Linked DNA regions of Mus musculus: region 1 is linked to region 2. Evidence: chromatin contacts called from ENCODE Hi-C or POLR2A ChIA-PET data. All regions are on one chromosome and are shown on one strand. Each heading gives the region's core, a stretch centred on a gene start or an enhancer-like site at or near the end of the contact. The rest is flanking DNA. Distances are from core to core; before and after follow the strand shown. Region 1 has its middle 39 kb from the start of Gm51967. Region 2 holds the start of Rhob (ras homolog family member B).

What was found. A loop is a pair of places that touch in the nucleus more often than their neighbours do. ChIA-PET counts read pairs that join two places held with the same protein, here RNA polymerase II (POLR2A).
Region 1: POLR2A ChIA-PET joins it to region 2 with 12 read pairs in embryonic stem cell. The contact joins the enhancer-like site here to the promoter of Rhob in region 2. A Hi-C loop is called at or near these places in 1 of 37 maps with a recorded cell type or tissue (CH12F3). POLR2A ChIA-PET finds 5 or more read pairs at or near these places in 4 of 5 experiments (Patski and embryonic stem cell).

Annotation. Positions count from the first base shown.
Region 1 is chr12:8,407,898-8,412,995 of GRCm38, reverse strand. No RefSeq gene overlaps it. Among named protein-coding and RNA genes, the nearest start is that of Gm51967, 39 kb to the left of the region's middle. Within about 2 kb of position 2,080, at least 1 of the 3 ENCODE cell types and tissues checked has a DNase peak (open chromatin) inside an H3K27ac peak, as active enhancers do.
Region 2 is chr12:8,497,714-8,502,769 of GRCm38, reverse strand. It overlaps Rhob (ras homolog family member B), which reads left to right and starts at 2,761. Exons shown (of 1, transcript NM_007483.3): 1 at 2,761-5,056. The coding sequence starts at 3,138. The coding sequence ends at 3,728.

The DNA of each region.
Region 1 (5,098 bases), core at 831-3,330, 89 kb after region 2:
GAGTGGAGGGGGGAGGTGTCGGGAAAGGACTAGGAGAAGTGGGAGGGGAAACTGTGATATTAATTAATTAATTAATTAATTAAGCAAGCAAGCTTCGGGCTGGAGAGATGGCTCAGCGGTTAAGAGCACTGACTACTCTTCTGAAGGTCCTGAATTCAAACCCCAGCAACCACATAGTGGCTCACAACCATCTGTAATGAGATCTTACGCCCTCTTCTGGAGTGTCTGAAGACAGCTACAGTGTACTTAGATATAATAATAAATCAATCTTTAGGCCAGACTGAGCAGGGCCGGAGCAAGGGGGGCTGACTGGAAGCAAGCAGAGGTCCTGAATTCAAATTTCCAGCAACCGCATGATGTCTCACAAACATCAGTACAGCTACAGTGTACTCATATACGTTAAACGAACAAACAAACAAACAAATCTTTTTTTAAAAAAAGTCCTGATTGCTTTAAAAAAAAAAAAAAGCAAACTTCACAACCCAGGGCCTGAGCATAGCAGAACACAATAGGTACTTACTGGAATAGAAAAAACAAAACAAAACAAGATAACAATGATACCCTGATGTCACTGTTGTCTTCACTTTCTATTACACATACATACATGTACAAGAGCATCCTTCCAGAACACTCTGAGGAAATCCTGCTCTGCAACAGCCAGATAGTCTCACCCGGCACACCAAGTACCACACTCTGAACACTCACACCCTGGGCCTCTGCTGTTACATTGTGATGTAATAAGAAATACATGTATTTTTGTCTCATTCCCTGTCACACAACTCAGAAAATCTTCAGGCTCTGCAGAGTGATAGGATGCCTTTGTCCACTGATGACATGACCGGTGATGACTCCCTAGACAGACTCAGGGTGTTAGCTGATCACCAGGCAAGACTCTGGTGACTGAAGACTGACCCCAACCGCTATAAACGATAGAGGAGCTGAAGGTTGAGTTGGTCTCTGTGGGTGATGATCATCAGTTAGATCACCTAGCAAAGCCTTTAAGGGACCCGAATGAACCAGGTTCAGGAAGCTTCCAGATGCTGTCCATAAGGAGGTATGGGGGTGGAGGTGACCAGAGAAATGGTAGCAGTCCCCACTCAATGCTCAGCCACAACTGGACATCTGTATCACCCTTACCAAGGCTCCGGGACACTGTGGAGGGTGGAGGCAGGATTGTAAGAACCAGAGGTGGGGGAGCACTGGAGAAAAAATATCTTCTGGCAGTCCAGCCTGCATTGCTCATGAGCTCACAGCATCCATGGTTGCCTGTGCACATGATCAGGCCAACATTTTACATGAGCCTATATGGAGCAATGGACAGTTGGTTGCTTCTAGCGGAGGAACGGACAGTTTCTTTAAGGCTGAACGTGCCCCAGTGGATGCCTGCGGCCCCCACAGGAGCACAAACTAGAATTGATGGGTTATAAAACTTAGAGGGCATGAAGGGGGAGGGGCTAGGGAAGTCAGGGTGGAGTGTGAGGAGTGAGGGGAAGGAGTGGGCAGGTGAAAGACTTAATCTACCTGTTCATCTCTCTCGTCTGGTTGTTCATCTGAATCCTTCATTTATCCTGTGTAATAAGTGAGCAAACCTATGTGAAGTGTTTCCCTGAGCTCTGTAAGCTGTCTTAGCAAATTAACTGAACACGAGGCAGGAGATGTGAGAATCCGTGCTTTATAGCTTGCTGGGGGAAGCACGTGCTCCCACCCCTAAGGCTTATGATTGGCATGCAGAGTGGGGTAGGTGTCATGAGGACTGACTGAGTCCTCAGCCTGTGGGATGAATGGGCACTATCTGCAAGGGAATGGCGTCAGAACCGAAGTGCGTGAGAGGACGCTCTGCTGCTACCCACTGAGAACCCCTTAGCACGTGGTACATGCCCCCGATTAATGCGTCCGTCCGACAAGCGTGATGTGGGAGGGTAGGAGGACACTTTTTTTTTCTTTATTTTTAACACCCCTCCCCCACTCACTCCCAGGAGAGCAGAGCAGCTTTCCCACATCTTTGTCAGCTGCTCTAGGGAGTCGCAACCCGTAAGGTGCCAAAGCTTCCTAAAAATATCCGGAAAGCCTTGTTGCAGAGCTGCGAAGGTGAGCTGGAAGTGCACACCCCCAGGGAACATTCCTGGGCCCTGCGCCATCCCCCCCCCCCCCCAATTCCTAGTCTGCGCTCATCTGCAGGAGCCTGGATCAGAACACACTGACTGCAGTGCCTAGAAGTTCCAGGGAGCATCTCTGTTGTACCCAAAGACCAGAAAACTGAGGCCCAGAATGAGGCTACCCCAGACACCCTGGCTACCACTAATGGGCTCTGTAGAGTGTTTTTCTGTAGTCAAAAGCAGCTGACCATAGAAGGAAGTCAGAGGAAGCGAGCCCCACCCCCACCCCTGGACCCCAGGGATGGAATGTTGGGCCTCAAAGGCCTCCACACAGGAGCCGCTGAGTGCCTCCTCCCCACCCCAGCCCATGCCCCTCGAGATTTCCCTTATTACTTTTTTTAATTAAAAATTTTATTCTTTGAGAATTCCATGCATGTACGCAACGTACTTTAATCATATACACCCCCGAGTCCCCCCAGGAGTAGCTATCTCTTTGATGAGAGCTTCACGCTGGGCTCTTGACATGCATTGCTGTTTGGTATGGGACAGGGGGAGATGAGTGGATGGTGTGGTCTCTCTAGTTCACTAATAAAGAAAGGGCTTTCAGAACTTGCCGGAAGCCTCAAGCTAGAGAGAGGATGCCTCCTGTTTTGTGTGGGATCTTCAATCTTCCAGAGCTGGATGTGTTTGTTCCCAGGGCAGGGACCCTCTGAGCATTGTTACCAGCTCTGTCTCATCCCCTACTGACTGCTGACCACAAGCCCTCTAATGGTTTTCTCTCTGGTGTAGTGGGAGCAGCTTCGTGGCTATGTGCCTCCTTTCCTTTTGAGGCATCTCCCCATCTGAGCATGGCACAGCTCTGAGAGAGCCACAGATAGTGCCTGGGCTAGCTTTCTTCTTAACAGTCCTCTAAACTACCCCAGGATCTGGTGGTATGCGGACCAGAGTCAGGGAACTCGCCCCTATACACTTCTGTCCAGTTCCCATGCTCCTGAGTGTCCACAGCATTGTGAGTGTCACTGGGCTTCATGTTCCCATCTTTCTGGTCCAATAACACAGGCAGAACCCAAGTGTTACTTGCTCTTGTATGCCAGCACTCTGACTATGGGTTCTTCTCTTTGGCTGTGGCCACACCCAGCTGTGAGATGCAGGGAACTTGTCCCAGGCATCCCTCCACTTCCTGGAGGTCTTCTTTCTGCCTCTCCATTTTGTGTGCCCCACCCTGGAACCTCTGGACACTGTGAGATTCATGAATACAGGATGTCTGTTTGTGCTAGGCACATGCATAGGCCAGGTTGCCATCTAGCCTTGCATTAATATGGTGTGGTGAGCAATTTTGCACATGACAAAATAAGGTTTGGAGAACTGGTTGCATTAGGATGATCATCAGGGGCTTTAGGAGTCTGGCCTCGGGAGTCCTCACAAGTTAGACTTGGCTCCAGTGAAACACTGTAGTGAAACGCCGAGGCAGGAGCTTTGTTCATATCAGCCAGTTGGGAAGAGAAACTAACGAGGGTTGATGCTGCTGCAAATCTATCTTCTAGGTACTAACATCAGATTTAGGTTTAAATGGACAACAAGAAGTATGTGTGATTTGGTCCAGGTTGGCAGGAAACTAGAGACTGGAGATTAGCAGATTAATAACGCTGGTTAAGAGAGAAAGGCAAGAAACTCTTCTCCACTTTGGCTTCAGACAACAAAAGGAACACGTTGGAGTAAAATCACAATCCACAAACCTGTACCAGGTGTGGTGGCCATGCCTTTAATCCCAGCACTCAGAGGACAGAGGCCGATGAATTTCTGTGAGTTTGAGGTCAGCCTGGTCTACATGGTAGGTTCCAGGGCAGCCAAGGCTGTGTAGAGAGACCTCAGGTGTCTCAAAAAGAAAAAGAATATCAAACTTGAAAGAGGTGGGTGCTAAGCAATGTCCTAGAAAGGGCCAGGTACCTCAAGGGCCCAGCGCTTATGGCCTTTTCCTGGGCTCGCTCTTGCTCTCTCTCTCTCTCTCTCTCTCTCTCTCTCTCTCTCTCTCTCTCTCTCTTGGCTTTTCAAAACAGGGTTTCTCTGTGTAGCTCTGGCTGTCCTGGAACTCACTCTGTAGACCAGGCTGGCCTCGAACTCAGAAATCTGCTCGCCTCTGCCTCCCGAGTGCTGGAATTAAAGGCGTGCACCACCACTGCCTGGATGTACTTTTTGTTTCTTAACGAACTCTCTATTTCTAATTTTAACTTTTCCTTCCTAGTCTACTTCTTTGTCATGGTAGCTTAGAAGAACCTGGATACTTCTTTAGGTGCCTTGGAACTTAAATCTGGGATATAGCAAAAGTGTGGCCCTGCCCATCAATGACCTATACTATTGTCTGAACTCTTGGTCTGTCCTGCAGGTTGGTGTGACAGACAGGTCAGAACTGTGTAAATTCTCTTCCTGGGAGACAAGTTCCTGTTATTAGACGCGTTCTCACGACCGGCCAGGAAGAACACCACAGACCAGAATCTTCTGCGGCAAAGCTTTATTCTTACATCTTCAGGAACAGAGTGCAAGAAGCAAGAGAGCAAGAAGCAAGAGAGAGCGAGAAGCAAGAGAGCGAAAAAGCAAGAGAGAGAGAGAACGAAACCCCGTCCCTCTTAAGGAGCATTCTCCTTCGCCTCGGACGTGTCACTCCCTGATTGGCTGCAGCCCATCGGCCGAGTTGACGTCACGGGGAAGGCAGAGCACAAGTAGTCATAAGATACCCTTGGCACATGCGCAGATTATTTGTTTACCACTTAGAACACAGCTGTCAGCGCCATCTTGTAACGGCGAATGTGGGCGCGGCTCCCAACATCTCCCCCTATCCTTTTAATAAGAGCAAATAGGCCACCCATATTAATGAGAGTGGAGATAGAGGTCAAATCCCCAGTGTGTAGGTAAAGGAGCCATGTACAGGATTAGCTCCCAGGCTCACAGGCTTTTACCCAGAGCAACCCTGACCTGCTCCCGTGTCGTTTTGCCTGGGGGAAGGG
Region 2 (5,056 bases), core at 1,512-4,011:
AAAATCTAGTGAAAAATTCCAGTGTCTGGTCTGATCTAGTAGGGTGTGATTTACAGCCGCCCCTGGGGGAGGGAGGTGCAGTAACAACAACAAAACCCACAAAACAAACAAAGGGCAGATAAATTAGGTTGCAGACTAGAAATAGATCGGTTTGAAAGGTAAGTATGACTTTGTTCTCCTTCATACACTGAATTTTTTTTTTTTTTTTTTTGGTTTTTCGAGACAGGGTTTCTCTGTATAGTCTTGGCTGTCCTGGAACTCACTCTGTAGACCAGGCTGGCTTTGAACTCAGAAATCCACCTGTCTCTGCCTCCCAAGTGCTGGGATTAAAGGCGTGCGCCACCACCGCCCGGCTTCATGCACTGAATGTTAATAACTCTTGGAGAATTAAATCTAGTCATTGCCTTGCAGTGACAGTGCACTTTGAAGGGTGTGGGGCCTGACAAGGGGATACTATAAAACTCATCAGCAAGTTTGGAAAAGTTAATGCTATAAGCAGTGAGCTAGGTCTTTGAGGCCGCCAGTCCTGTTTTGAGAGAACGCCGTTTCGATTCTTCTCCTTCTTTACTTCGGCATAACTTGCCCACTTTGTATTTTTAGCAATTACTTCGATATAGAGATTTGAGCTTGGAACACCCCGTATGATACGTCTGGAAATCAGGAAGCCGGTGGCCGTAATCCTGCTTCCTGGTTCTTTGTATTTAAGTCTTTGAAAGAAGCACACGGGACAAAGCTCTGGTTTATATTTTCTTAATATTTAAAGCTGAAGGACATAGCCAAGATTCCCAAGCTATATTAAGACCACGGAGAGCAGAGCTAATAACACAGCAATCAAAAGGTTTAACTACGAGGAGAAAAATATGTGTAGATAAGATTTTTCCCCTAAAAGGCATGTGTGGGGTGTGTGTGTGCGTGTGTGTGTGTGTGTGTGTGTGTGTGTGCAAAGTGACTTCCTCAACCAATGACAAACCAAACCATGTGACAGTTCCTTAGGTCTGAAAAACTAAAGCAGAGAAAAACAGAGACTGGGCCCTGCAGTGGGGATAATCCAGAATGCAGGGAACACAGCTCTCCCCCACTGATGGAACACTATGGCTTGATCATATCTGTCCAGATACACAGAAACTGTAACATGGGGATTATATGTGAAAACATTGGCTGCTTGTGTTTGGTCTGATTATAGCAGGATCTGATGTTAAGAACTAAAAAGTTCCACTTTTGAAAAACTGGGTTAGCTCCCAAAGTCATTTACCCCTCCCCGTTGTTTTCTCTCTCTGTCTCATTTGGTTGCCCAGACTGCCTAGACTTGGAAGGCCAACCCCTGTGCGTCCTGTGTGGCTGGGTCTACAGGTGGGCAGGCCTACCACTGCACGGACCATTTTTACTGCTTCTTTAGGGCCCAGCATAGTGCTAGGTCTTCATGATGCTCAGGTGGGAGGAAATCCTGGCCCTCGGACAACTCACAGTCCAGAGAGAGAGACAAAGAAATGGGTCATAAGGTCATCATGACATGGTCACTGAGAAAGCTTTCTCTTAGCTGGTACCCCTAGCCTAGCCCTCCATGAGGACCCCACGCAGCAATGTTAAGCCATTTCCCCACTTTCTTTCCTCCTTTTTCTTTGTTCAGTTTCTCTTGGGGGCGGGGTAAGGCCCTCTTTGACGCCCTTTGCAGCTTTCTGTCTTTCCTATTTCTTACAGTGGACTGGCTTAAATCCTTTAAGATAGGAAGAGGTGTCATCTCCTGCAGGAAGTGGTAATTCACGAGTTAAGACCTGGTGTGTATGAAGAAACTCCATCCTCTGTACAGAAACCGTGTGCCCACCGGCAAGTTCCCTGCGAGGCCGCATGCCTGCTTTCCCAGCTTGAAGCTTTTCATCTGCTCCATGAGAGTTGTTGGGATAGATGGGTTTCCTTGCACAGTGTACTTCAAGCAGTTCTCTGGCTTTAGGGCGAGAATCAGATGTAATGTGGTAGGACTGGGTGAAGGTTGCCTGCCCAAGCTGGGTGCTTTCTTTTTCAGCGGAGTGCCCTGCACCTCGCTTTCCTTTGTCCTACAGCTGTGTGTCTCCTAGATTCCTCCCCTTATCTTCTTCACCCGGAGACCTAAGTGTGGGCCTTGAAGAGAAAGCCGAGAGGGGACTCACCCAGGCCCACACAATTTACTGTTAGCCTTTCTCAGTGAAAAGGCTGCCCTGGGTAAGTGTCAGAATTCGGCCCAGAGCACACGAGGGGTTAGTTATCTAAACAAAGTTAAGAAAGAACGAAACCCTTGGCTAGGTAACAAAACCGTGCACCGGTGTCTGTTTAAGTGAAAACAAAACCACGTTAAAGGCGCCGCCCCTCCCCCATGCTTGATCACCCGTAGTTCGCTCGGAAGCTAGATAAAGCTGAAGCCCTGGGAGCAGCCAACGCCCCACAAGAGTGTAGCTCGTCTCGGAACTGCCCACCCAGACCCGGAGGGCTCCAGGCTGCCTGCTCCACGATGTCGCACTCAGAGAGGCTGCGACGAAGGCGGGGACCCGGCGGCCACACAACCCCACGGGGCGGGTCGCCGCGCAGACTCCACAGTCAACGCCTCTCCCAGCCCCGCGGACAGGGCAGTCAATCAAGCTAAGGCGAACCCGCCTTCGGACTGCAGCGGGCGACCAATCGGAGCCAAGCTCCGCAGCGATGAGCTCAGCCCTATGGCTTCCCATTGGGTGGCTATATTAAGAAAGTGGCCGGACTCTTTAAATAGCGGGCGCTAGGGCCGCAGCCCGCATCTGCCACCGCAGTTCGGTTGTCGTCGTCTGCGCCCCTGTACCCTAGGTCTAGAGTGAACCCGCCCCGGGAAAGAAGCTAGGCCGGGTCCGCAGCATCAGCCATCACTTCGCACAAAGCAGCGCAGCTCCGGGACCGCCGAGGACCACAGCGGCGCGGCAGCGGCGCGGCGACACTCAGTGCACCGTATGCCCCTGCGCCCCTGCCGAGGCAACCGGAGCGCCCCGAGAGACCGCGCCGCCGCGGGGTCCAGGTGCAGTTAGCGAGCCTAGCCCGCAGCGCGCAGTCGCGGGAGAGCGGGGAGCGGCAAGCAACAGGGAGCGGGACGGCGGCGAGGCGCTCGCGGGCCCCTCCTGCTGCCCGCGCCCGGCGAGCTCATGGCGGCCATCCGCAAGAAGCTGGTGGTGGTGGGCGACGGCGCGTGCGGCAAGACGTGCCTGCTGATCGTGTTCAGTAAAGACGAATTCCCCGAGGTGTACGTGCCCACCGTGTTCGAGAACTATGTGGCGGACATCGAGGTGGACGGCAAGCAGGTGGAGCTGGCGCTGTGGGACACGGCAGGCCAGGAGGACTACGATCGTTTACGGCCGCTCTCCTATCCGGACACCGACGTCATCCTTATGTGCTTCTCGGTGGACAGCCCGGACTCTCTCGAGAACATCCCCGAGAAGTGGGTGCCCGAGGTAAAGCACTTCTGCCCCAATGTGCCCATCATCCTGGTGGCCAACAAAAAAGACCTGCGCAGCGACGAGCATGTCCGCACGGAGCTGGCCCGCATGAAGCAGGAGCCAGTGCGCACGGATGACGGCCGCGCCATGGCGGTGCGCATCCAAGCCTATGACTACCTCGAGTGCTCGGCCAAGACCAAGGAGGGCGTGCGCGAGGTTTTTGAGACGGCCACGCGCGCCGCGCTGCAGAAGCGCTACGGATCCCAGAATGGCTGCATCAACTGCTGCAAGGTGCTATGAGGGACGCGTCCTGCCTCACGCCCTTGCCAGCGTGGCTCCCCCTCCTTGGCCCGGTCGCCCACGAACCGGGAGAAAGGGAGACCCATGCCCCCAAGGACACCACCAGACTGCCTGACATCTGCTGGTGGCTCTGGCTGGTCACGCTGAGAATTAGCGTGGGCACCGAGCTCCCCCTTCCCAGTGTCTGTGTGTGTCCAGCTGTGTGGCACAGGCCTGGGCACCCTGCTGAGTGCCAAGGGGTTCCTGAGCATCCTTTTCTAAAGAGCCAGGCCTCAAAGTGTGGTTGTGTGTGTGTACGACTCCCTACACCCCACCCGACTCCTGCCCCACCCCCGCCTCTGGTTTCCCCAGGGGCACGCAGAGTGGTTGCGCCCCCAGCAGGTTTGCTTGTAACCAGCAAGCCACTACTGTTGCTCCATGTCTGTAACATAGACCCCTGGAATGGCGGGAGGGGAGGGCTGGGGGGAGGATGGGGCTGTTACATAAATACAGATTTTATTTTCGGAGGCAGAATGGTATTGTTTAGTGGTGTGTGGGGCGACCAGGGCCCAGAGCAGCTCCTTTCCCAGGCTGGGTCAGGCGCCCACCCATCCAAGCATGAACTGGACTTGGCCATCTTTCCACACCCTGGGGAAGACATTTGCAACTGACTTGGGGTCGAGAGGAAGCAGCTCAGACAGTGTCTCCTGGGCCAACCCCCAGCGAACCTCCGGCAGAGGATCCAGGGTGTGCAGTGGGGTCACTTTTGCCATAAGCGAACTTTGTGCCTGTCCTACAAATGAACATTGTTCAGCTCAAGAGACTATTGTTACTGAATTTATTTAAACGCTGAAGCTTTTTGTTGTTGATGAAAGAGTTCTTTGCACAATTGTCCCATTGTTTGACACCCAGTGTACTTGTCATTTGCATAAGACAGCATTCTGACCACACTTGTATGCTGTAACCTCATCTACTTCTGATGGTTTTTTTAAAACTATGATGACTCTAAGATTACAAAAACAACTAACTTTTGCTTTGTTTTCTTGAAAAAAAAATGTCAACAGTGTGAATTTTTTCTTTAAATTTGTGTAGCATACGCAGTTTTGGTAAAGGAAGGCAACAGGTATTGGGGTCTATTTAAACCCCCCCTCCCACAAGACAAGTCTCTTCTGTGTGAAATTTTCTGTACGTTCCATGTGCAGAGAAAAGCCTCCCCCCTCTCCCCCCCGCCAGCCCAGTGGTACTTCTAAATTGTCTTGTTTTGTTTTTGTTTTATTTTTTTTAAATAAACTGACAGATGACAAATGGTGAACTTATGATGTTTACATAAGAGTTCTATAAGCTGTGTA